Linked DNA regions of Homo sapiens: region 1 is linked to region 2. Evidence: chromatin contacts called from ENCODE Hi-C or POLR2A ChIA-PET data. All regions are on one chromosome and are shown on one strand. The core of a region is the stretch at or near the end of the contact, and the rest is flanking DNA. Distances in the headings are between cores, read along the strand shown. Region 1 overlaps MUSK (muscle associated receptor tyrosine kinase). Region 2 has its middle 13 kb from the start of MUSK.

What was found. A loop is a pair of places that touch in the nucleus more often than their neighbours do. ChIA-PET counts read pairs that join two places held with the same protein, here RNA polymerase II (POLR2A). Pooled maps may share reads with other maps.
Region 1: a map of gastrocnemius medialis shows a loop between it and region 2 (4-fold over the local background). The contact joins two enhancer-like sites. A Hi-C loop is called at or near these places in 14 of 168 maps with a recorded cell type or tissue (IMR-90, PC-3, Panc1 and 8 more) and 9 of 50 pooled maps. POLR2A ChIA-PET finds 5 or more read pairs at or near these places in 2 of 52 experiments (AG04450 and MCF 10A).

The regions. Positions count from the first base shown.
Region 1 is chr9:110,741,462-110,746,264 of GRCh38, reverse strand. All of the region lies in intron 6 of MUSK (muscle associated receptor tyrosine kinase), which reads right to left. Among named protein-coding and RNA genes, the nearest start is that of MUSK, 75 kb to the right of the region's middle. Within about 2 kb of position 1,289, at least 6 of the 41 ENCODE cell types and tissues checked have a DNase peak (open chromatin) inside an H3K27ac peak, as active enhancers do; they include gastrocnemius medialis, where a contact is called at or near this core.
Region 2 is chr9:110,653,581-110,658,342 of GRCh38, reverse strand. No RefSeq gene overlaps it. Among named protein-coding and RNA genes, the nearest start is that of MUSK, 13 kb to the left of the region's middle. Within about 2 kb of position 2,347, at least 5 of the 41 ENCODE cell types and tissues checked have a DNase peak (open chromatin) inside an H3K27ac peak, as active enhancers do; they include gastrocnemius medialis, where a contact is called at or near this core.

The DNA of each region.
Region 1 (4,803 bases), core at 40-2,539, 89 kb before region 2:
TTTCAATAACTAATCTTTAATTAACGCTGCTTATATCAGGGAAACATGATGCCAATTGAGGGAAACTGGAGTGAAATGACAGTTAAGGAATCAGCTGGTGTTATGCTTTGACTTTATCTTAAAGGAGTGGAGGTACGTCCCATGTTGGCCTGAGCTTGGCTGCTTGGCTGAAAGAGATTCCTGTGTCCAGTATTAGGGAATGAGGCTGAGAATGAGACATTTTGGAGCCAATTATTTTATTGTGTTGCATGAGAAAGGATTTTCACAGTTTGACTAGCCAGGAAGAAGAAAGCTCTGAGGTAAGGCCAGCTTTCTTCCTAGCTGCCAGGTGGCTGGCTATCCCTGGCACCAAGCACTGTGTAGCAATCATGCAGTGAACGTTTGTCCAACTAGCTTTTTATTCTTTACCTTCAGTACTAGTCTCAATTCTTATGATAAAAACTGGCTTATGTGAGTATCAATTTACCTTCACTGGGAATCTTTCCAGGTCAGATCAAGTATTGTGGCATTTTCCCCAGATGAGCAACCTAGACTCTATAAGAAATTTACAAAGTGAAGAGAAAAATGTTTTTAAGAGACATGCACTCAGTTGGGAATTCAAACTAAACTCATCATTATCATATTTATCAGAAGTGCAATGTCTCATTGTATGAGTATCCCAGTTAGATCAAGGGGACTGAAAATATTTGGACTCCCTTGAATTTTAATACAAAGCAACAATAAGAAAAAAAGCTAAAGACCCCAAGCCTCTATGCTCAATCAACAGACTTTATGTTATTTTGTATTTTATATTTTGTTTATATATCTCTTTCCAGTTTAGATAAGCAAAAGCAGAACAGTTTGCAAAATCCTTTGGAAAGACAGTTCCCTCCTGCAAGAAGTAGGAATGTGCAATGCCTTAGAGACAACTTTGAAGCAAGGAATCTCCCCAAATGTTGCCCTAAGTCCCACTGTTTTCATGTTCACACCTAAGAAAGTCATTCTTAAACACCTCCTCAAGGTCACTGAAAACATCCTTAGTAGGAAAGAGAAGCAATTTTTAAACTGCCTGACGTCTCTTCTCCTGGACTTCATCCAGGTGTTGAAATAGTTCAGCAAAGAGACCAACACTTTAGGAGGTTCATGCTTGAGTACAAAGTGACTCCTGAATGCTTTTCCCCCTGCTTCCAGAGGCCTTGCTTGATTCAGTTTGTGACTCACGCACAGCAGGCCCCATTAGTCATAGTTTGAATTTGTTTTTCTTTCTTCATGGATGGTTCTGATCAACAGTTTAGTATTTTTGATGATCTGAAAATAAAAACAAATCCCTCTGCCCTCCATTTTGATATTTTTTCGCACCTCAGGTTTCAAAGATCAAAGGGGTGGGTCCAGATTAGTACTGTGAGCTTTTACCAAGGTATGCCTAAGCAAAACAGATTACTTAATTGAGGTGACTACGTCTGGTAGTTACAGGAAATGCATGATTTTCTCCAAGTCACTCAGGTATATGGACCTGAGGGAGCTGGAGACACAGCTCCCTGCTCTGGGTGTGATGTTCTGTCTTTCTAAGTTAGCTGTAACTATGTGAGGAGATGGACTTGTTAATTTGCTTGACTATAGTAATCATTTCACTGTATATGTTTATCTAAACATCATGTTTTGTACCTTAAATGTATACAATAAAGATCACAATAAAACTTTTTTTTCTAAAAAGAGGCAGTAGGATAGGAAGCTCTATTAAATAGGCATAATAATTCATGCCTGACATAATGTGTGTAAAAACTCTTTGAAGGTGATTGAGCAGTTATAGACCTGTGGAGTACTTCTTAATGTATCATTAATACATTACTAATGCGGTCTTGAGAGAATCCACCCCCAGCTATGGATAATCCGATAATTTTATGATTTGACCTTAGCTAGGGAAGACCTCTGAAAGGTATTCTGGCCTCAATGGCCCTGTCTTGCAGATAGTTCCAGCTGGCTGGAAATATCCTGTGGAACTGTTAGAATATGGCCCAGGGCCGGGTGCAGTGGCTCATGCCTGTAATCCCAGCGCTTTGGAAGACCAAGGCAGGCAGATCACGAGGTTAGGAGATCAAGACCATCCTGGCTCACATGGTGAAACCCTGTCTCTACTAAGAATACAAAAAGTTAGCTGGGCTTGATGGCACCCACCTGTAGTCCCAGCTACTCCAGAGGCTGAGGCAGGAGCATTGCTTGAACCCAGGAGGTGGAGGTTGCAGTGAGCTGAGATCGCGCCACTGCACTCCAGCCTCATGACAGAGCAAGACTCCATCTTGGGGAAAAAAATAAAAAAAAAAAAAAGGATGTTGCCCAGTAGGGTTCATGTTTATGCAGTTGTAATAATGTCTGTTTATGAATCATAGAAAAAGGGATAATAAACCAAGAGACATTTCCATAGTTTTTCTGATTAATGTAGCCACAAATATTAATTAGCCTCTTTCAAACTGGCTGCTGAATTATTCCACATAAGACTTGTTACATGTAATTATTTTGGTTTACACAGCTAGTAAGATAAAAGGACTTCACAGGTCATATATTTTAAAGCAAAACTACTGCCTCTTAAAAATATGTCTAAATATAGATATGCCTCCCTTTAAGAAAATTCTAAAAGACAACCTTCAACCTAGGTGATTTGGCTGTTTATTTTATAAAATTCTTCTAACAAGTTAAAATTATTCAACTTCTACAATATTTTAGAAATTATATTTATTGGACAAAGCAAGAGGGACATGAAATTTTTCTATATTTTTTAGTTGCATGCCAAAATAACAGAGATATTACTGGTATAACTATAAATAAATCTGGTTATAAAAATACAAATAATTTTCTTTTTAAAAAGTAAGCTCTGCTCTTTCCATGCCAAACTACTATTTCCAAGATTGTAAAACAAAAGGAATGTTACTATTCACTCTGAACTTCATCTGTGAATTCAGATTTCCACAAAAAATGCTTGGTATTTCCATAGGAGGAAAGCAAGATAGTTTCTAATCACTTTGGGACACGTTGCTGGACTTTCTCCTGCTCTTTGGCTCTAACTGTTAAGGGTTTTGGTTCACTGGCAGGTTCACAGCAGGGGAGAAAGGGAGCACTCACTTCTTTCAGAGTACCCATTGTACTGAGCAGCGTGCTATGGCATTAGTTTACTAACTCGTAGTGAGTGAAGAGCCACAGTTCAAACTCTGTTTCATTCTGTGCCAAATATCTCCCAGCTCTGCGTTCGTCTTTGTTCATTCCACCAAAAATGATATCAGGACTATAGGATTCTCTGTGTTCTCCTCCATGGGATTTCTGGTTTGCAACTTTTACAACATTAAATGCCTGACATTGCCTCCATGTCCTGTGATTTGCGTCAATGTGGACAGTCATCTTGATTTCCTTTCAGACTTGGGTAGAATTACCAAGAACTAAACTTGGCTCTAAGAGCAGCACACACTCTCTGACCGTAAGAACTGCGGATGTACTTTTGCTTTCTTCCTGGATGAAAGTCACTTTGTTTGTTTTATTCCTGTTTTAGAATCTGAGGTGATAAATCTATTTTGCCTTTCACTTTTTGTGAGTCACATGTTGAATGAATAAGTTGGGGTCTCAATAAGGCCTCAACTATCTTAAACTATCCTACTCTTGTTATTCCTAAACTTCGACAGAGAATAATCATTTATCTTCCATTTATAACCTCATATGAATCTTTTGAAAATACTAGAAATTTAAAAAGTATATACCTTTCCATTTTCTTTATTACTATTTTTACATAGACAAATTAGTGAAGTTATATTGTCAGTCTCCCAATTTTATTTTGTTTATTTTTTGAGATGGAGTTTCTCTCTGTTGCCCAGACTGGAGTGCAGTGGCGCAATCTTGGCTCACTGTAACCTCCACCTCCTGGATTCAAGTGATTCTTCTGCCTCAGCCTCCCAAGTAGCTGGGACTACAGACATGTGCCACCACGCCTGACTAAATTTTTTGTATTTTTAGTAGATACGAGGTTTTCACCGTGTTAGCCAGGATGGTCTCCATCCTGACCTCATAATCCTCCCACCTTGGCCTCCAAAAGTGCTGGGATTACAGGAGTGAGTCACCGCACCCGGCCCAGTCTCCAAATTTTCTTAGGATGTCTTTATACTCCCTTGACAGGCTTAAGACTATAACAGTTTCCACAGAGGAGCCAAAAAACACATTGACAAATAAGAATCAAATTTTAAATGACACTTGAAACGTTCTTAGAGAGGTAAAGAACAGGCACTCCAAGTTACTTTATCATAACTGGACAAAATTAGAGAACATTAGCCCTGATGTCTCTAATTATACCATTAGAGATCATCTTTGACAGCCACCTGACGTCTGTGTTAGTGTAGATAGATATGAGAAAATCAGTGTCTGAGTTGTAAACGGACCCCAAAATCACATTAACTAAAGAGGGGCATTTACAACCTCAGTCTTCCAACTCCCCATCTAATTCTCATTCTACCATGCCTCAAGTTACAAGCTGGAAAAGCACGTTCATTTGTTTGTGTACTGTATTTGAAGGGATGTAGGATAGACAGATAAAATGAAACAATTTTATTAACAAATTACGAAAAAAATGATTTTGTTCAAGTAACAGAAAAAAGACTTCAGCGAAAACAATAGTGAAAGTGACAATAATAAATGAATTATATGACTTGGAGGGTGCCATTGCCATAAGACATTCTTTGTTATTGGGGTAGCCATAGAATTTGGCATTTTTTTTCCTGTTTTACAACATCCAACTAAAATTTCACACATTGACGCACTTTGTTCCCCACTTCCTTCTCTCCCTTTCCC
Region 2 (4,762 bases), core at 1,098-3,597:
GCCAAAGGACTGAAATTGCATAGTGCTGGATACTTAAAGTCTATGCTTTTGGTAGGGCAAAATGGATCTATGCTATTTATTCAGCTCATTAGAGAAAATATGGCGGGCAGGAATTCTGGGCATATTCTGTGTACAGGAAAAGAGTGAATTTTATTTGGGCCTTCCCTGGCCTTTATCATTTGGTGTCTTGAAGGAGGTGGTAAGCAATTTCTTTCCTTGGTTCCTCTTATAATACAACTGGTAGCTGAGTGTCCTGAAAGCCTCCCTTCTGCATCCTCATCTCTTCTGCCTCCCTCAATTTTAGACTTCATCTAGAATTTCCAAAGGTATTATAGAAAGACACAGAGTAGCTTGAAAACTATCATCTGAGCCCTTACCAGGGTGACAAACTCATCCCCATTTCTCTCTGCCTGTCCTCTTCCTCCTTCTTTATTATAATAACTGGAGTGTTCCAGATCCTACTGTATATTACACAAAAATGCTAGATCTGTTTTTGGTACACTGTGGAAAAAATAGGAAAACAGTGAACTAGATCACCTCCAAAGGAAACATCCCATTGTATGAGTTTTATTTCTCCGTTTAGTCCCAGCCATTAGTACTGTTTATATGTTCTTACCATGGCTTAGAGTGCTATATTTCAATCCAGTTCAGCAGATCATTGCTAGGGCCATGCCAGACACTAGAATCCAAAAGAAACATTGACAACTGCATCCACCAGGCCATGTGGCTATGTGAGGAGAGAAGTGCTTGGCAAGGCTTGGAGCACTGCAGAAGGATGACAGGCAGTCCCCGTCAAGCTGCCCTAATGGTGGACTGGACTTGAGGACTCATGTCTAATGAATAGAATACAGAAGAAGTATTGATGTGTTGCTACTGAGATTAAGTTATAAAAAGACTGCTGCTTCCATCTGGGATGTTAGAAGGTTGGGATTAGTTGAGATGGAAAGAGGAATTAAAATGATGCCCAGATTTTTGGACTAAATAACAATCAGTGTGGTGTGATCTAACAGGCAGAAAATTGGAAAAGAAAAAGCTTAAAGAGGAAAAGTTTCTTAATCATGATTTTGAATTTAGACGTTAAGTTTGGAATACCTCTGTGATATCTGAATCAAAATGTCTAGTAAGCAGGTCAGGTTTACATCTGGACCTCAGAAAAGAAGTTTGGGCTTGAATATAAATTTGGGAGTTTACAGCAGGTTGATGTTTAACCATGGGGTAGCATGTGGTCATGAAATAGGTGGAGCAAAAATAAGGGCCCAGGATTTTACCTTAGTAATACCAACCCATAGAGGCTGTATTGAGGAAGAAGAGCAAGTTAGTAAAACAAAAGAGAGTAAGAAACTATCGCCAGAGAAGTTGGAGGAATCCAGGTGTGTGCATTCTTGTGAGAAGAAGGGGAAGGAAGTTCCCAAAGAGAGAGAGATCAAATTGGTTAAATGCTGCTGAGAGGGTGAGGGGGTCTAGATATGGGAAGTATCCATCTGATTTGGCCAGATAGTGACCTTAACAGCAGTAATTCGTATTGCAGACTTAAGGGTTGATATGAGCACAAAAAAAAAGGGTTATAGACAACATTTCACATGACAAGTCCTTAGGAGAGCTCTGCATCTATTAATTTCAGTTTGATTTAATTTCACTTACAGAATCCCTATTTCAGAAAATGAAAGCATAATGTATTCAAACTACTAACGCTATATTTAAAGTAGCTTTGCAAATTTCTTCCCAAAATTTCTATTCCTCTTTCTTGCCAGGTTATTGAAAGATAAGAAAATGAATACAATCAACTCTCCCTACTCCTTAACTAGCAACAATTACTAGTGGCACATGCAGTATGAAAATGGTTCTGTGTGTGATTGAATACAATAACGGAATCTTCTAGCATCATCTATAAATAGTGCAGTACAGTTGTAGTGACGATACTGGCTAAATAAAGGCTCAGAAATGTGTAATGCTAATGTCATGGCTACCTGGAAAATAATTTTCCCCTTTTGCAAAATATATCACCTCAGGAAAGAGAATCCTTCAGGGTAGTCCCCCAGAAGCTCAGCAGCACCAAATTATGCTAGGAAAACTATGCTGCACGACTGAATCAGTATGACGTGTCAATTTATTCATAGCCTATTTTTAAAACAATCACTTAGAGCTGATGCAAGATTAATAAATATGGTCTATGCATAACTCTGATGCTCTCAGGAGATTTAATTTAATAAAAATATACACCCAGAGATAAAACTTATTTTTATAACGTCCTGGTCATCACCAGGATTAGGAAAGCAAACCAGCTATGTTTCTGGCCCTTTCTCAAAGCCTGGGTGTGTGGCTTACGGACCAGACTAGAGGTTCCTCTAAGTTAGCCCAGGGCAGTGGCTGGATTGAACTGTGTTGACTAGGGAAAGTCCTGGTAATTTTGAGCTGTGATTTACACAGGCTTTTATGTGTTATTACAATATGTACCCAGGAAGAAATTTTCTGTGGTTTTCTGTCTTCATCAGTGAAGTAACTTTTAGATGTTTCTTTGGCAATAGCCTAATGAAACAGTTGTTGGTTGTATCTTTCCAGATTAGGAAATACTTGGGGACTGCAATAAACTGATATGATTTTTAGGCACTATTTGTTCCCTCACATTTTCTTTTTAAAAAATATTTTTCTGATTACAGTTGTTTATTGTAAAATAATAAGAAGAAAAGAACCATAAAAGGTTAAGAACAACAAAAACAAAAACAACGATCATTTCTCAGTAGTGCCAAGACTTAGGAAACAAATATTATTACCATGTTTGTGCATTTATTTCTCATCTTCTTTCATATTACATATATACATAGAAAATGTGTTAAATGGGATTTTATGTACATTGCACATTTTTATACATTTTACTATAATTGGTTATTATACATTTTCTTCCAATATATAGGTATACTCTAATCTGTGTAATCACCTACTTTAGTTACTTCCAATTTCTAATCATTAGGAAGAAAATGTCAACATCTCATCCATTCTTTTCATATGCAATCCTCAAACTATGGCATTCAGGTGAAAATAGAAATGGAGTTACTGAATCAAAGTCTGTGAATATTTATGAGTTTCTTGATCTGTGTTTCCAAATTTCCTTTCAGATATTTTCAACAATGTACATTATATCATGACATTGTTATTTTTGAACTATGATAAATTGACAGGAAAAAAATTATCTTGTGTTATTTTGTGTTAGTGTCAGATTTAACCTTTTGTAGTATGCATATTCACCATTAATACTTCTTTTTCAAATTGTGTGATTTTGTTCTTAGTCATTTTTCACCTAGAATAGCTTTTTCTTATTTAATTTATAAAATCACTATATATTAAGAACTTTTAGTATTACATACACTGCCTACCTTTTCCTCATTTGTTCCATTTGCTTTTTATGATTGAAAGAAGGAAGATTTTAACTTTTATGAAGCCTAATTTACCAGAGATTTTCTGTATGCCCTCTCGCTAGCCTCTGCTTATATGTTCATAAAAGGTCTCTGGATCTCAAGAAAAGATAATCACCTATATCTTCTTCTAGACCATCTAAAAGTTTGTTATATCTACATTAATTGTTTCAATTGATTTTTTAGCATATGATGAAAGTTTGAAACATGACATCATTTTTTAAAAGTATCAATTGTTCCAATACCATGTATTGAGTAATATTTTATAATGTTCATCCCCATTGATGGGATATTCAAATCCCACCTTTTTAGTACATTCTATTTTTCAAGAAAATAAGGTGGGGCAAGGAAAGGCAAACAGGAATTACCTTGAGTGACAACTAAGATGATTGCACAGGGCACTGTGTTAAAACATATTCTGGAACAACTTTAGGATCAAAATGGAGTGCTGTGATTAATTACTGATGTCTCTCATGAGCACATAAGTGGGAGTGGAATAATAAATATGCTTTATACATATACATTGTGTTTCATTAATGTCTATTCTTGACCTGCTATCATATATTGTAGGTATGTGTACCTAATAATATAGTCATTATAAAATATAAAGAAAAGTTTATAAAATTACTATGAGAAAATGGCAAATCTATAACCATTGTGGAAGATTTTTAACACATCTCTCTATAATTGATAATTCAAGTATACAAATTATAGTTTTTATAAGTCCTTTTTGTTTGATAAGGAGAAAGTGAATAACAGATGAGTAATTGTACAAGATATTTGAGTTTGATTCAATTCTGAGGACAGTGCACTAGTTTAATCTGTGGGATATTCATGTGGACACAGGATATAACCTTGTCTTAGGGACTGAAAACAGCAGAGCCCCTATGTGAGAAAATAAAAGGATGGAGATTCCAACAAGTGAGAAGGTGAACAAATTAAGGCTCAAATATAGAAAGCCACTTCCTAAAGTCCCGATTTAGGATTAAGTATTATAATGTCCTCAAAGGAAAGAAAAGAAGATGTTTTGAAATGAATATTTTAATTCCAGGTAAAAGATGCTCAATTGTGAATGAAAATAAGCTCTTTGAGTAGCAGCTACAGCTAATGACCAGAGGGTGCACTACAGGTATATACAGGATAAGAAAATTTGAAAAGGGTGGTTGCCCTTACTTTGGTCATTTTAGCAATGCATTTTCATATATTATTGTTGTCAGTATTTTGTCATTGAAAATAACAGACGTAATACATAAAAAATAATTGATAAAAGTTGTGATGATCAAAATACCAATTTATCAAAAAACAGAATCTTGTTTGTACCATGCTTTAGTGCAAATCCAAAATGTCATAAA